Linked DNA regions of Homo sapiens: region 2 is linked to region 1. Evidence: read pairs that join two places in POLR2A ChIA-PET (ENCODE). Cell type or tissue: endothelial cell of umbilical vein. All regions are shown on one strand. Links, peaks and the distances in the headings refer to the core of each region. The heading gives the core; the rest is flanking DNA. Region 1 has its middle 56 kb from the start of LINC01708. Region 2 has its middle 43 kb from the start of LINC01708.

Region 1 (8,346 bases), core at 210-8,209:
AAAAACTCACCATATTTTTAAGGCAGCCATCATTAACCAGGTTTAGAAATAATGTTTAACAACATGAAAATGCATGTATGTATATATCACACTTTATTATATATTATATATGATGGACTTATACAAAGCTGTTATTTGGAAGAACTTTTATTAATCTAGGGACATATATATACACATATGTCATTATATATGCACGTATAATACATAATTTTACCATAATACATTATAAAATATATAAAATTGCATGTGTATTATAAAATACATTTTGTAAAAGTAGGATAAAACTATTATAATACATAATTGTATTACAATAAAATACTATATTTTACAAAGTACATCTATACATACATAAACACATATATACGTACTGTAGAAACTAAAGACCAGAAGAAAACCAATGAAAATTTTGATAGTAGCTATTGCTCGCTAATAGGGAAAAAAGGGTTGCAAGCAACTAAAAATAGCAAGAAAATTCCTGCTACAGAGATGTGATTTATGCAGCATTTTTGCATAGTTTTCATCTTGAGTCTCATTACAATCCTATGGGTAAGTGCAGGCAGGTATTGTTTCTCCTCTTTATAGAAAAGATGCTGAGACTCGGGGAGATGCTTGGTTTAGTCCAGGTCACAAGGCTAACAATGAAAAGCATAGCTGAAATTTGAACATGGGTCATTTGACGCCATGTCTGGAGCTACCTTCACTAAACTAAGGTGACTGTAAGATCACATGACTAGAAAATCTATAGATACAGAAAGGCCAGGAAATGGTAGAACCTATAGTTCTAACTCCTGAAAGTCTCATGGGCATTAGCAAGAAATAGAAAATGTGTACTGAGAGTCCAAATTGTAGTTATATGCAGATGAAATGTTCTACAGGCATAAAGGAAATTATTTGTTATTGAAAACATTTTAGTGTACTGGCTAAATTGAAGAACCTTTTTCATGAGTCATTCCTGAGAACTTTGAAGGAAAGTAAGTAGATATTACCTCATTCTACACAAAGGGAAACAAATTCATAAATAAGGGAAGAATACTCTTTACACTCTCACACACTAAAACAGTAGACAAGGCAGCCATCATTAATCATGTTTAGAAATAATGTTTAACAGCATGAAAATGCATATATGTATACATCACACTTATATATTATATATGATGGACTTATACTACATTCTACACAAAGGGAAACAAACTCATAAATAAGGGAAGAATACCCTTTACACTCTTACACATTAAACAGTAGACAAGAGTAAGATAAATATCATATTCCAGTCTTCCTGTGTCATGTACTGGCTTCATATTTCTAGCACGCTGAAGAGGGTGTGTTACTGAGGAGGTACTCGGGACTGGTTTAGGGGTGAGTGCATATGGGCTACTCGCTGAGATGCCTGCCTCTCTATTTCAAGTTATTTATTTTCATATTCTATTTTATGGTCTCAAATAAGAGCTTGAACATTCTTAGTCAAGAGTCTTGGAATCAGAAAAATGAGCATCAGAGTAATTTCATGCACACTATTAAGCCACAGTGCATAACATTCACTCCTCTCCTATTTGAAAAAATGATACTCTGGTTGGTACAGGAAGCTTTGTGAGTCAGTATCTCCTGCATGCCAGTTATTCTTATCTCTTAGAATCAGATTTATTTTTATTCACCAATAAGTTCTCTTTTATATAATTTACTCTTTCATCTTAAGTAATTATCTACTTAATCAAGCTCTAAAAGTTTTCCCTTAGTTTTCTAAGTTTGCCTGGCTAGAGTGTTTTTCTTTCTGACTTTTCTAAATATTTTTCTTAATTTACCAAATCGCTTTGCATAGAAAGATCTTGTGTTCATTATTCTTTTTTTTTTAAAAAATTGTATTTTTTGAGATGGAGTCTTGCTTTATTGCCCAGGCTGGAGTGCATTGGCACAATCTCGGCTCACTGCAACCTCTGCCTCCTGGGTTCAAGTGATTCTCCTGCCTCAGCCTCCTGAGTAGCTGGGATTACAGGTGTGTGCCACCATGTCCAGCTAATTTTCGTATTTTTAATAGAGACAGAGGTTTCTCATGTTGGCCAGGCTGATCTTGAACTCCTGACCTCAAGTGATTTGCCTGCCTCGGCCTCCCAAAATGTTAGGATTATAGGCATGAGCCACCGCACCTGGCTGATTATTCTTAAAATGTAAAATACTGTGTTAATTTATTTTGTGCTTGTTTCTACTTTTGTGCTATGACATATTGATAAACATTCTGCACAGACACTAGTAAATATTAATAACTGATTAGAAATTATAATTTATGCAAATATGGAATACTGTCTAATATCAGTATTTTGGTATTCTGTGCATTATAAAAAAGAAATGCTTCTTAAGTTCTGATAGCTATCAACATTAAAATCATAACCCAAGATGACCCAAAAGTAGATAGATAGGTTCATCTTCAATTACACCTTTACTAGTCTTCTTCACCTCATGTCTTGTTATTTAATTCCTCCATCTGTGCTCTACACAAATGGGAAGGATTTATTGTCTTGGTTAGACTACTGTACATAGCAATGTGCTAGGTGATAAAAGGGTAACAAAAGCATATACCACAACTGAAAATAAGACCAGTTTTTGTATGTGCCTACAGAATGTAAGTGCATTGTGTTAGGCACTTTGAATAGTTCTGTGGCTTTAATAGGCTTGTAATATACTTAGGGAAAGAAACAAAACATTCATTTTAAATTAAATAGCAATATAAAATAGTGACCAAGACTACGCAACATGTAAAAACATATACTGGAGGGGAGCTTGATTTCAACTGGGGAGAAATTGCTGCATGGTAGAGTCATCAAGAAAGTTTTCACCCTTCTATGGAAAGAGTGACAGTGCAATGTAGTGGGTAATAGAATCAGCTTTGGAGCAAGATACGCCTGGGTTTGAATCTTGGTTTTGTGATCTTGAGCAAGTTATTTTCCCTCTTTGAGTTTTGATTGTCTTTGAGTCAACTGGCTTAATAAAACTTATTTTGTAGATATGTTGGAAGAATTAGGTAAACAAATGCATGAAAAGCATTCAGCTAAGTTCCTGGAACGTGCTCAATAAAGTAGCTGCTATTAATTAAACGGGAACTTGAATGATGTATTGTATTTCCATAGTGAGGAGTGGGGGTAGAGGGAAAAGTGGAGACAGGGCAGAAAAAAAGGCAGAGGATCTTGCTGGTGGAACAAAGATATGCTCAAGGTTGAGAAGGTCTGAATATGCAGCTATGTTTAAGGAGAATATAAGTGAACCATATTGAAGGTTTCCTGGGGAGGGGGCTGTGGATATTATGCCATTTGTCTTTAATAGAGGCAGTTTGCTTCAGATGACAAATGACTTGACCTTAGCAGGTGGCTTGGCAAATTCTGAGATGTTGCTTTTTGGCAAGGTAAAGATCCTATATTTATTTCATTTCTTGCTTCACAGTACCTTGGAGTGTCTTACACATTATATAGCTCTTTAATATCACATCTGTGAGGTAGGAAGAGCTGTGGGAAAAAAATGCCTGACATGGACTGAATGACTCACAGCAGGTGAGTGTGCTGTGCAGATGGGCCTGACTTCCAGGCTTTCTCCTTCCCAGAGCCTCTCTGTGAAAGCTCATGTGGCCAATCTTGGCGTTTCTCATTAGGCATCTCTTCTAGGGGAGAGAGAAAGGAAGAGAAGAGAGCACTGTTAGGTCTTAAGCAAGAGACTTCAAAGTCTTTTCCAAATGAGTCATGCAAACAGTTTTGCTTAACATATATGGAATATGAATCTGTAATTATGAAAACACTTACACAAAACTTCCACAATAGCAAAGCATCAATAAGCAGGTGTTTCCTGTGTTTACAAAAAGGGCTCATCCCACTTGTAAAGTGTTTGTTTTTATAATATGTTTCGTGTTAGACTTATGCTTTTCTTTGGACAGCTAATAGCTGTTTCCCCCTTCCCTCTGATGAATGTCTAGGTGAGCAGGGATGGAAAACATCTTATGAAACAATATAAACTTTGGAGAACATTTGTATTTACCTAAGTCACAAAGCCAAAGCAGAAAATAACTCAGTGGATTTGCTTCAGTTTTGCGAGCAGTGAAAGAAAAGGGAAATTTTTCATGCATTATCACAGAATTGAAGAACTTGGACTGGAAAGAATGCTCAGGGATTGTCTAGCTGATGCTTTATTGTTATGAAAGAGAGCAGAAGCCAAGAGAACATGTCAGTGATTCGCAAGCTTGGCTACATATTTGAATCACCTGTGGAGATTTAACAACCACTACTGCCTGGGCCCCATCTCTAGGGTCTCTAATGTAATTGGTTTGGGGTGTACCTAGGACATCTGGAGCTATAAAACCTCTGTAGGTGATTCTGTGTAGCTGAAGATTGAAGACCACTGTTTTAAGTGAGATGTATAATACCACTTATACTAATGTACCAATATGCTGTTAGTAACATATCAATACGGACATGAAGATTTATAAGCAGGAGCCCAAATTGCTAAATCTGAAGCTGTTTCCTCAAGCCTCCAAACTTCTTTCTTCTTTCTTTTTGCTCCTTTTCCTATTTACCTTTCACAACCCACAGCTTTTGATTCTACTCTCTCTTAACTATCAAAATAAGTTATCAGAAAAGGAGTCTTTAAAAACATCATTCTGAAATGTAACTGACTAATCTGTGATACCTCTCCTAGATGTACTGTATTTGTATTTTAACCATAAACAAAGGCCCTGCTAGAAAAAACCCTTTATGAGCCAGGCGTGGGGGCTCACACCTGTAATCCTAGCACTTTGGGAGGCCGAGGCGGGCAGATCATGAGGTCAGGAGATAGAGAGCAGCCTGGCCAACACGGTGAAATGCCCTCTTTACTAAAAATACAGAAATTAGCTGGGTATGATGGCATGTGCATGTAATCCCAGCTACTTGGGAGGCTGAGGCAGGAGAATCACTTGAACCCAGGAGGCAGAGATTGCAGTGAGCCAAGATCACACCACTGCACTCCAGCCTGGCAACAGAGCGAGACTCCATCTCAGAAAAAAAAACAAAAAACAAAAAAACAAACAAAAAAAACCCTTCATGATAAGCTTGAAATAATAACCTATAGGTAGTTACTTACTGTCTGCAAAGAGACAACATGGTTTTCTTCATCATATAGACTCATTGGCTCATCCAGGAGAGCATCATGGTCTTTAGTTGAAAACAGCTGGCTATTCAAACTTATTGAGCAATTGGTATCTGAGAGTAGATGTCAATGACACTCCAATTGCAAAGATCAAGACTCTTTCTACTCATTGTGGATGTTTCCTCCTTATTCCCAACCCCTCTGTAAATATTAGGAGACAAATCAGAGTTTCTTTCCTCAAACAAAACTGAAGTATGTCTGGCTGTACTTGGACAAAGTGTCCCTTCACGGGATAGGGAATCTGGGAAACAGTGTGAATTCTGCTAGCCCCTACCTGTATCTTAATCTAAGAACTCTGTTTATGTCTCCACTGTGCGTTGTTCTTAGTGTTTGTCTTTACCCTGATTCTGTCTTTCCATAAGGTTGCGTTTAAGAAATTGGACAATTATGAATACATATTTCTTTCATGAGCCTTACAGAAGGTAAGAAGTCTAAACACCAATTTGTTATTAGTTGGCATTCCTACTGTCACTATGTTATAGATTTTCTTCTCTAGGATGATAGTATGTTGAGTTTTTAAATAGCAGGATTATAGTTATTTGTGGAAATTATCTGTTAGAAACATGCTTTTATTATGTTACAGTTAGTAAGGTATGGAAAGAGAGGAGCGAGGATATAAAAGAGCAAATAAATGGATCATGAGGATTAATTCTGTGCTTAAGAACTTTATGGGCTAGTGTGGTAGCTCATGCCTATAATCCCAGCACTTTGGGAGGCTTAGGCAGGAGGATCACTTGAGGCCAGGAGTTCGAGACAAGCCTGGGCAACATATGGAGACCTCGTCTCCACAAAAAGTTAAAAAATTTGCTAGGCATGGTGGTGCCTGCCTGTAGTCCCAGTTATTCAGGAGGCCGAAGCAGGAGAATCACTTGAACCCAGGAGTTTAAGGCTGCAGTGTGCTATGATATGCCACTGCATTCCAGCCTGGGTGACAGAGTGAGACCCTGTCTCTAAAAAATAAATAAATAAATACAATAAAAACACTTTATGCCTCACTTTAAGATTTGGCCATGATTAAGTAGCTTATGTTAGACTTGTCCACCCACCAAAACATATATAAAATATGGAAAAAATTTAAACGAGTGTTTGCAGAAAGTGAGCAGCAACTAATGCAAGGCTGATATCCCTGAGATAAGGAAAACACATGACCTACACCCTGCCTTCACTCTGGATTTCCCCCAAAAAGCAATTTTCAAACCACTGTATGGGAGCATACAGCCCTAGCAGAAAGCAAAATTCTTGCTCTCAGGGAAAACAGAGACTGGTTTTAGGAGTTACAATGGTGACTGGGATTTGAGGGGTAGGGTATTAGGAGAGAGTTACAGAGAAGTGGCTCCAAAATCTACATAAAAATTCACATTGGGTCTTTGATGCATAAAGGTGTGTATTCACATAATGAGATTTCAGGAGATATAGCAGAGAAAGGATGTGGGGTGCTGAGAGATAAGCAGAGATTTCAGAAATCGCACAACTCTGGGGAGACACTGACATTTGGGTCCAGCTAATGAATACCTTGGGCCTGTTGTTGATGTTACTATGATAGTATCACATCTTAGAAGTAAGGAGCATGCTAGGGGTAAGGGTTAGACTCTAGGAATAAGGGAAAAAGTGAAATAGACCCACTCTAACAAAGACTAAAATCAAACTGTGGCAGGATGAGGGTGATTTTTCATAATTTAATTGCCTGCTAGATAAAAACTTAATCTCTAGAGGAAGATAACACATTCCACAGCATCTATGGTGTATCATTTATAATGTCAAGCACATAGTAAGCAAGTATTAGATATGCAAACAAGCAGGAAAAGCAACTAATAAGAGAGAAGACAGTAAATAAAGGCAAACTCAGAGATGATATAAATATGTGATTTGGTAAATAGAGTTCAAAAATAACTGTGATTAATATATTAAAAAGATAGTCAAAATCAATAAAAAGATGGAGTACTTCAACAGAAAATTGAAATTTATTAAAATAACATAATAGAAATTCTGAGCTTGCAAAATACAATATTTGAAATTAAGCTCTTCATGCTTGATAACTGACTCACAAGTCTGGACTCTCAGTGCAATAATATTTATCTGCCACATAGAATAAAATCTGGGATGTGAATAGAGAAAAGAGTAAGTACAGGCTAATGAAAGACAATGAAAAAGAAGAGACTGAAGTTGCATATGCGAAAGAGAAAGTTCTTTTTCTGAACTGTACTGATTTGACCAATAAGATGAGAAAATGACAAAAATGACATTCAAAATGACCTAGTGGTACATATTTAGTCTGTGAATTCATTTGCTAGGGCTTCTGTAAAAAAGTAACACAAACTGGGTAGCTTAAACCAGGAGTCCCCAACTCCTGGGCTATAGACTGGTACCTGTTCATGGCCTGTTAGGAACTGGGCTGCACAGTAGGAGGTGAGAGGCGGGTGAGTGAGTAGAGCTTCATTTGTATGTACAGCTGCTCCCCATCACTTGCATTACCACCTGAGCTCCACCTCCTGTTCCATCAGCAGTGGCATTAGATAGTCATAGGAGTATGAACTCTATTGTGAACTGTGCATACAAGGGATCTAGGTTGTATCCTCCTTATGAAAATCCAATGCCTGATGATCTGTCACTGTCTCCCATCACCCACAGATGGGACTGACTAGCTGCATGAAAACAAACTCAGGGCTCCCACTGATTCTACATTACGGTGAGTTGTATAATTATTTCATTATATATTACAATGTAATAGTAATAGGAATAAAGTGCAAAATAAATGTAATGTACTTGAATCATCCTGAAGCCAACTCCCATGCCTGGCTGTGGAAAAATTATCTTCCACAAAACTGGTCCCTGATGCCAAAAAGTTGGGAATAAACTGGCTTAAACAACAGAAATTTATTGTATAACAGTTCTGGAGGTATCAGGTATCAGTAGGGTTGGTTACTTCCTAGGGGGTGAGGCAGAAATTAGTTCCATGCATCCCTTTAGTTTCTGGTGGGTTTTGGCAATCTTTTGGCATTCTTTGGCTCTGTTGCATTACCCTAATCTCCCTTCATCTTTACATGGAGTTCTCTCTTTGAGCACATCAGTGTCTTTTTATTTTTATTTTTTGCCCAGATTTACTGGAATTAGGTTACTGTTGCTTTCAATGGAAAGACCTAGGCCTTTGAGACTTCAGTAGGTTTGCTAATACAGTTGATTGTTGAA
Region 2 (8,346 bases), core at 282-8,281, 99 kb after region 1:
TTAGTATACTGCAACTTTACTGAATTTGTTTATTAGTTCCAACAGTTTTTTGGTGACGTCTTCGGGTTTTCACAAATATAAGATCATTGTGTCTAGTTTTTTACTGGCATAAATAATGAACTACAAACAAATGGAACTTGAAGTCTCAATGCCCCGAGTTTGAGTCCTGACTTTGCTATTTACAAGGCATGGAATACTGAGTCAGGTACTTAGGTTCAGTAGCCAACAGTATAATGTACTCACAGATATCTGTTATGTTAGAAACCATGCTTGGTGCTGGGTACATAGTGGAGCACAAGAAAGATGTGGTTCTCTCTCTGCACAAGTACATAGGTAATAGGTTAGTATGGTCTATAGTGATCATAACAATAACATCTATCTCACATCATTATTGTGAGAAGTAAAAGAAATAACAATTAAACTGCTTAGCATAGTGCCTCATATAGTGTTTATATTACTTTTATTACTATAAACATTATTATCACTATAGTGCTCTTATTACTATATTATTTATGCTTAATACTTTCTTCAAAACTACTGGTTTTCAAATATTATGAATCTACTGGTTGCTTTTATTATGCATAATTTAGCATTTCTTGAAGCTGCCTTAAGGTAGATTGGTTTAAAAGCCCAGTATGGTGCACTTTAAATGACAGCTCTGAAGGAGACCACTGTTTTCATTTATTGAGTCCCATCTATGCACTGTCAGGCACTGTGCCAGGCACTAGGGGTCCAGGAGTACAGGCTGACCTCCATCCTTACCCAGCCACAAGCTAGGTGTTTCTTCAAGAAAACAAACACAATTACAATGGTCTCTGTTGTGTTTTACATAAAGCTACATCATCAATTTTCAGTGTTTCTATTCACAGGATATGCAAACCCTGACCTTGTACAGAAAAACCTAAAATCTGTTGTACTGGGACATCAGACTTTTAATAAAACAAATATACTCATTTTCTGAAGTTTACTTAAGTCTGCCTCACTTAATTATTATGATCATCTTGATGATGATGACTCCCTTGGGTCACTCTGTATAGTTATCATGTTGGTTTTAACTCCTACATTATGAGTCAGCATTGCCACTATTTAAAACCCCTGGAAAATTCAGCCTTTTAATGTAGCCAAGGTGACATTTAAATAGAACAATTTTATTACAGTATAAATTTTGTTCATTGGCTTTATTTCCTAATATGAAACTATATTCCAAAAATTAGTTACTAGGAGCCTGTGCAATTAATTTTTGCTTATGAATTTAATAACTTTTAAAAATTAAATCTGAACACAGATATCTGTGTAGTTTAGTGGAGATGCTTAAGCAGTGGGCTTGTACCATAAGCCATAGTCTGCATGGGAAAGTGGTCAAATGTAGTCTGATCCATGTGCCATTTGAGGAAAATAATGTATCTGTACCATTTGTCTTTTACCTCTCAGCCCATAGTTGTTTTGTGCATATTTATAGTGTTACAGTGTAATGTTTTGATATAATATGAACCCGGGAAACCATCATCACAGTCAAGATAATGAACATTTCCATCACTCTCAAATGTTTCCTTATATCCTTTTATAATCCTTCCTCCCCAATCTCCTTGCCTTTATCTTCATCTTCAAGCAACAACTGATGTGCTTTTTTTCATTCTAGATAAGTGTTTTGCTTTTAGAATTTTATATAAATTGAATCATATAATATGTACTCTCATTGCTTGGCATCTTTCACTCTGCAGTTATTTTGAGATGCATCCATATTGCACGTGTATCAATAGTCTATTCTTTAGATTCTTTTGATTCTTGAGTTTTAGTCCATTATATGAATATACTGAAATTTGTTTATCCATTACCTATTGATGGAGGTTTGATTTGTTTCCAGTTTCTGGTTATTGTACGTAAAGTTGCTCTGAACATCATGCATAAGCCTGTGTACTTTCATTTCTCTTGGGTAAACATCTCGGAGAGGAAGGACTAGGTCATGTGGTAGGTGAGCTTTTAAAATATATTCGAGCTTTTAAAATAACGAGGAACTGTTTCCTAAAGTGGGTGTACCACTTTACATTCCCACCAGCAGTATATTTTCATATTGAGGTTCAAATATTTGGCCCCTGCTTTAGAAAATTCTAGATATCTGAAATGAGAAATTTAGACTCTGTTAGGAAATCTCTATCCGTTAAATGCACATTTATCTTACCAGACTAAAGCTTGCTGAAAAAAAAGTGAGGATATTCCTGTACCCCCAACACAACATGAGAAAGATTTTCTTGATGTCTTAATTTTTGGGCTTATGTGAATTGATCTGTATAAGGACATTTATGGAATATCTAACTATGCTTTCTTTTTTAACTTATTGAGAGATGAAAGAAGTGGATTTCCTCACATTTCTTTTCTTTGATGCTTCCTCAGGCATTCCTAAAGGGTATTCAACAGAGGAGGAGCATCAAAGTTGGCAATTAGTGTTTTGATCAAGCCAGCATGCCACATTTCATTATTCAGCTTGCATCAGATACGTTAACCTTTGAAAGGATTTTTTTTTCTACTTGAAGACCAAAGGATTTTCTTTCATATATAGTAATCTTACTCAACCAATAAGGTATTTTGTTGATGACTTTTTGTAAAGACCAATGAATAAGACACTTGACAAAGGTCAACAATAGTTGAGTGTCCAGGAAAACTCTTGGAACACTTCGATTCTGTGCTTCTCATCAAGCTTTCTCCAGCGCCTAGAACAGTGCTTGACATACAGTAGGACTTCAGAAGCTAGTTACTGAAGGAATACTATAAATATATGAGAGTCCTTGTATCATATTCTTGTCTTCTGTCCCTAAAACAAAGATATATCTTTGTTTTTAAAAAATAGAGCACCTTTCATTTCCATGTTTGCCGAAAACATTTGTTTTAAAATACTAAGAATAGAGAGAACTTAATTTATTGACATGGAGCTATATGACAATACTGTTTGAGCTTGTTGCATGAACACTGGATCTCATTTTTGATATGGTCAGAAATAATGTATTCCCTTTTCCTCCATTAAAAAAAAATAACAGACAAGCGAAAAATGATCACCCAAGTTTCTTTCTGAATGTTCAGTGAGCACACTGGGAATGACCGCAAGAAACACTTCAGAGAAAAACAATTGTGAGGGTTGTCATTTCTGGTAATACTGTGAGATAAAGACTGTAATGGAAATCTAAGCCCAAAGGACAACAAATTTAATTTTCTCTGTTGTTTTTATAAGCCTTGAATGTAATAATAGTTTTAGTTAGGTTCCCCCACCCCCTTCCTCTAAGTTTTAAATAGACTACAAAGAGAGGAAAGCCTATTATTTGGTCATCTTAATGTGTCCAGTACTTTTGTTTATGCTAAATATTACAGTAGATGCCAAGAAGAACATCTGCTCTTAAAAATTGCCAACATTCCTAAGATTGTAGAGCAGTAAAGTACAGTAGAATTTTCACTCAACAGTGAACCACCCACACAGTTTTTTTCAAGCATATGTCTTATAATAAAAATTCTCAGAATATAATTGTTCATGAGAGCTTCTAAAATAAAACAAATTGACATTATATATTTGTGAATTACTGTGTTTTGAGATTCTACACCATAATTTCATAAATTAAACTCTTGTCCAAAATATTATCAGATTATATAGGAACAATATTTCAAACTCTTTCTCTAGCAAAAATTCCCATGGTAATTACATAAGTTTTAACAGTTCAGCCAAGTTTCTTTACTTTCTCATATCTCTTGAAAAATGGTGTAACTCTACTTGTATAGGTAGCTATATATGTAAAATGATAAGATGATTTTCCTCTTCTATCTCTGTCTTTTATATTTTCTAGAATGCTAGTGCATACAACTGAAAAGGAAGTAAAACTGAAAAGGAGTATGATTTCTGTATAAATGCTTTTTTTGAAGAGATAGTATTCGAAATAATTTTTAGAAAGATTTTTTTTAGCTTGATAAGTTTATTTAAATAGTCATGGGCAAAGACTTCATGACTAAAACACGAAAAGCAATGGCAACAAAAGCCAAAATTGACAAATCAGATCGAATTAAACTAAAGAGCTTCTGCGTAGCCAAAGAAACTATCATCAGAGTGAACAGGCAACCTACAGAATGGGAGAATATTTTTGCAATCTACCCATCTGACAAAGGGCTAATATCCGGAATCTACAAAGAATTTAAATTTACAAGAAAAAAAAACCTCCAAAAAGTGGGAGAAGGATATGAACAGACACCTCTCAAAAGAAGACATTTATGTGGCCAAAAAATATGGAAAAAAGCTCATCATCATTGGTCATTAGAGAAATGCAAATCAAAACCACAATGAGATACCATCTCATACCAGTTAGAATGGCAATCATTAAAAAGTTAGGAAACAACAGATGCTGGAGAGGATGTGGAGAAATAGGAATGCTTTTACACTGTTGGTGGGAGTGTAAATTTGTTCAACCATTGTGAAAGACAGTGTGGCGATTTCTCAAGGATCTAGAACCAGAAATACCATTTGACCCAGCAATCCCATTAGCGAGTATACACTCAAAGGATTATAAATCATTCTACTGTAAAGACACATGCACACATGTTTATAGCAGCGCTGTTCACAATAGCAAAGACTTGGAACCAACCCAAATGCCCCTCAATGATAAAGAAAATATTGCACATACACCATGGAATACTATGTGGCCATAAAAAAGGATGAGTTCATGTCCTTTGCAAGGACATGGATGAAGCTGGAAACCATAATTCTCAGCAAACTAACACAGGAACAGAATCCCAGCACTTCGGCAGGCCGAGTAAGGCGGGTTGCTTGAGCTCAGAAGTTTGAGACCAGCCTGGGAAACTTGATAAAACCCCATCTCTACAAAAGATACAAAAATTAGCAGGGCATGGTAGCATGCACCTGTAGTCCCAGCTAATTGGGAGGCTGAAGTGGAAGGATGGCTTGAGCCTGGGAGGTTGAGGCTGCAGTGAGCCGTGATTGTGCCACTGAGAGTCTTGCTCTGTCACCCAGGCCGAAGTTGTACTTCGGCCTGGGTGACAGAGCAAGACCCAGTTTCAAAAATAAATAAATAAAGAAGAAAGAAAAAAGAAAAGAAAACAGAAAAACAAATCAAAAGAACAACAAAAAATGTATAAAAGTCTATAGATCCCTAGGGGCACATGGTTCTGTCTTTTGTTCCGCTTACTATGACTCAAAGATAGTTCTTGGATTTCTAATCCAGCTATGTTTCTGTTTTTTTCCTAACAACAAGGTTGAATGCATAAAATATTCTTGAAAATATATTTTAAGATTTCAAACACAATTAGAATATTTGACTAAATGAAATCTCTCTTTCTCTTCTTAAGTTGATTGATGTCAATATTTATATTTATTTGTTTTCCTGGTCTTTAAACTACCCACACTAGTATTTCTTATAAATCAGTTATGAATAACTTTATTAGTCACTTTAGCATCAACTATTTATGAATAAGTAAGAGAGTATCTAGCATGAAAAGTCATAAAGTTATAATTTAAATGGTAAAATGTGTGCTTTGGTTTGCCATCTTGAATTAAAATGGCTGTTCGTAAAAGTTTTCAAATGGGCAATAACAGTTTTCTGTTATTGTTCACAAATTTTGGTAAAAATGAAAGTGGTGTGGTGGCTCATGCCTATAATCCCAGCACTATGGGAGGCCGAGGCAGGTGGATCATCCGAGGTCAGGAATTCGAGACCAGCCTGGCCAACATGATGAAACCTCATCTCTACTAAAAATACAAAATAAATTAGCCGGACATGGTGGCATGCTTCTGTAATCCCAGCTACTTGGGAGGCTGAGGCAGGAGAATTGCTTGAACCCAGGATGGGGAGGTTGCGCTGAGCCGAGATCACACCACTGCACTCCAGCCTGGGGTGACAGACAGAGACTCTGTCTAAAAAAAAAAAAAAAAAAAAAATGGAAAAGAAAAGAAAAGACAAGAGGATCAACCTTTCAAAAACACTACTTAAACTTCTCATAACTGTCAGCCAAGCATGCTATTGTGGGGTACTGGAATTCTCTGGTTATTGAACTAATCATGTTCTTAACGCATCTCGTTAGGAATAGCATCCAGCTGTGGCAAGAGAGAACATTAACTGTAACTTGAAGACTGAGTCCAAGGTGAGCATAAGAAGAAAGCTATAGGCATCTGTAGCAACATGGCTATAAAGTCCAGCCTCATTGAAGTCCAGATTGCCTCAGTTTCCAGGACTATGCTTCTTTAATACTGTCTGCCTGCAGTCTCCTCTCCCTTCAATCCCCTTCTCACACCTACCTTGTCTTGACATCAATCCTTACCTGTTTTCTGGCTCCTGACAACCTGCTTCAGAGTCCAGTTCTGTCTTTGACAGTGCTGCCTGGAATCTCTGCCCAACGCAGAAACCAAAACAACAATAATTGAGAAATTCCTACACTAATAAAAAAAACTTAGCCTGTTTTTGTGGAAAATTAGATTAACATTAAAGAGTACAAGCTTCAGAGAAAAACATATTTAAGCTAAATTCCTCTCTCAGTTATTGATTAGCACTGTAGTTGTCATCTGGAAAGTGGGGGCAATCATAGTAATCTTATAGGGTTATCATAATAAGTAAAGAAGGTAATTCATATAAAGTGTCCAGTGCTATACCTGCATAAGGAAGATAATAAAATATGTCTTATTTTATAACCATGTGCATGCCACAGGTCCTTTAACTAAGAGTCCATTTCACAACCAAAGGCAATAGGCAGTGCACAATTTCTTTTAAGACTATGTGCTTGGGGCCCTTCTTTAAGTTTTAACATCCCTTTATCATGAGATGTCTTCAACACATTCATACCTTTAACCAGGCAGTCAAAGGTCAAAGTCATTCTAGTACATATAATAAAAATGGACTCAGGACCCCTAGCACGCACTGCACACAGTGTGAAAGACTGTGGCTGACACAGTTCCAAGACTCTCTTAGAAGTAACTTCTCTGAACCATCTTTTCTTTCCTGGAGGGAGAGCCCCAGTTAGCTCCTCTGAACTGGCCTGCCCACTTCCCACATAAAAGATGCAATACATCAGAGTAAAAATTGTTGTAAAAACCCACATGAGTCATTCTCAGGAAGCCAGAACTATTTTAAAAGGAAGACTGATGTAGCATTTTAGAATATGGAGGTTTGGATCCTGGCTTTGGCGTTTCTAGCTATGTGACACCAGGCACATGACTTACTCTGTCTGTGCCTCAGCTTTCTACATTGCATAATGGGAAATAATATTGTTAGTGAGGATTAAACAAATTACCATTTGTGAACACTTAGAACGGTGTCTGGCATCTAGTGATCACTAGATGAATATTAACTATTATTATACTTCTGAGGCCAGCAGAAACAGTTTATTACGATTTTTTTTAGAAGACCTGACTCTCCACTTTCATTTCTTGTTTCCTGTAAGCTTTGAAAACATTAGGAAGTACATTGACTATCTGCAGAGGTAATGAGCCACTTGAAAAGTTCTCGGTGCTTTCCAAGGAGATTAATATTATGTGGTATTTCACTTGGAGCAATTACGTTGGAGGGAAGTTTTCTCATTTCAGGGCTTAAGAGCAGTATGTTCCCATATTTAACAAGGAAAGTGTTCAAAGCTGCTTTTGTGAACTGTTGGAAATCTGAAGTTTAGAGGGGAGAGTAGCTGTCGTTAAACTAAGTACGTCTGATCAGGGACCATTTTGGTGTGATCTTTTTGAGATCTTGTTAAATGAGCATCCAAAAAATATTTAATTTAGTTTAATTATTATCACCAAATCTAACAATTTTTTGCGAGTTTGTCAGCCATAAGTGACAGAGTTTGTTCTGTGGAGATGTTCTGACCTATAATAACAACAATGTCCCATTGTTGGAATCTACTGGACCTGCAATGTTGCATTTGGGGCTTAGGATCCCTTTAAAAATAGAAGAAAGCAGAATATAGTGAAACTCCATTTTTAGGTATTTATGGTAAGTAAATCTTAGGAGGGACTTGTTTCAAAATGGTCACCCTAAGTTTAATTAGTTTGCCACCAGCCACTCTTCTGGAGATCCTTGCTGAAGAACTCTCATCCATGTTGAAGCAAAATGATCCAACACAGGCCGGGTGCAGTGGTTCACGCCTGTAATCCCAGCACTTTGGGAGGCCGAGGTGGGCAGATCATGAGGTCAGGAGTTTGAGACCAGCCTGGCCAACATGGTGAAAGCCCATCTCCACTAAAAATACAAAAATTAGCCGGGCGTGGTGGCGGGCACCTGTAGTCCCAGCTACTTGGGAGGCTGAGACAGGAGAATGGCATGAACCTGGGAGGTGGAGCTTGCAGTGAGCCGAGATCACACCACTGCACTCCAC

What was found. ChIA-PET counts read pairs that join two places held together with the same protein. Peaks named below come from ENCODE experiments on the same cell type or tissue, not always from the same donor. Only the 100,000 strongest peaks of a DNase experiment are listed, where the experiment ranks them.
Region 2: POLR2A ChIA-PET joins it to region 1 with 5 read pairs; 3 of 35 experiments call an interaction of 5 or more read pairs at or near these places.

What each region holds. Positions count from the first base shown.
Region 1 is chr1:99,539,828-99,548,173 of GRCh38, reverse strand. No RefSeq gene overlaps it. Among named protein-coding and RNA genes, the nearest start is that of LINC01708, 56 kb to the right of the region's middle. In endothelial cell of umbilical vein, for the core only: no CTCF peak of the experiment used is centred there; DNase peaks (open chromatin) are centred at 1,103, 1,513 and 3,763; H3K27ac peaks cover 2,588 bases.
Region 2 is chr1:99,440,610-99,448,955 of GRCh38, reverse strand. No RefSeq gene overlaps it. Among named protein-coding and RNA genes, the nearest start is that of LINC01708, 43 kb to the left of the region's middle. In endothelial cell of umbilical vein, for the core only: no CTCF peak of the experiment used is centred there; DNase peaks (open chromatin) are centred at 3,305 and 7,125; H3K27ac peaks cover 1,021 bases.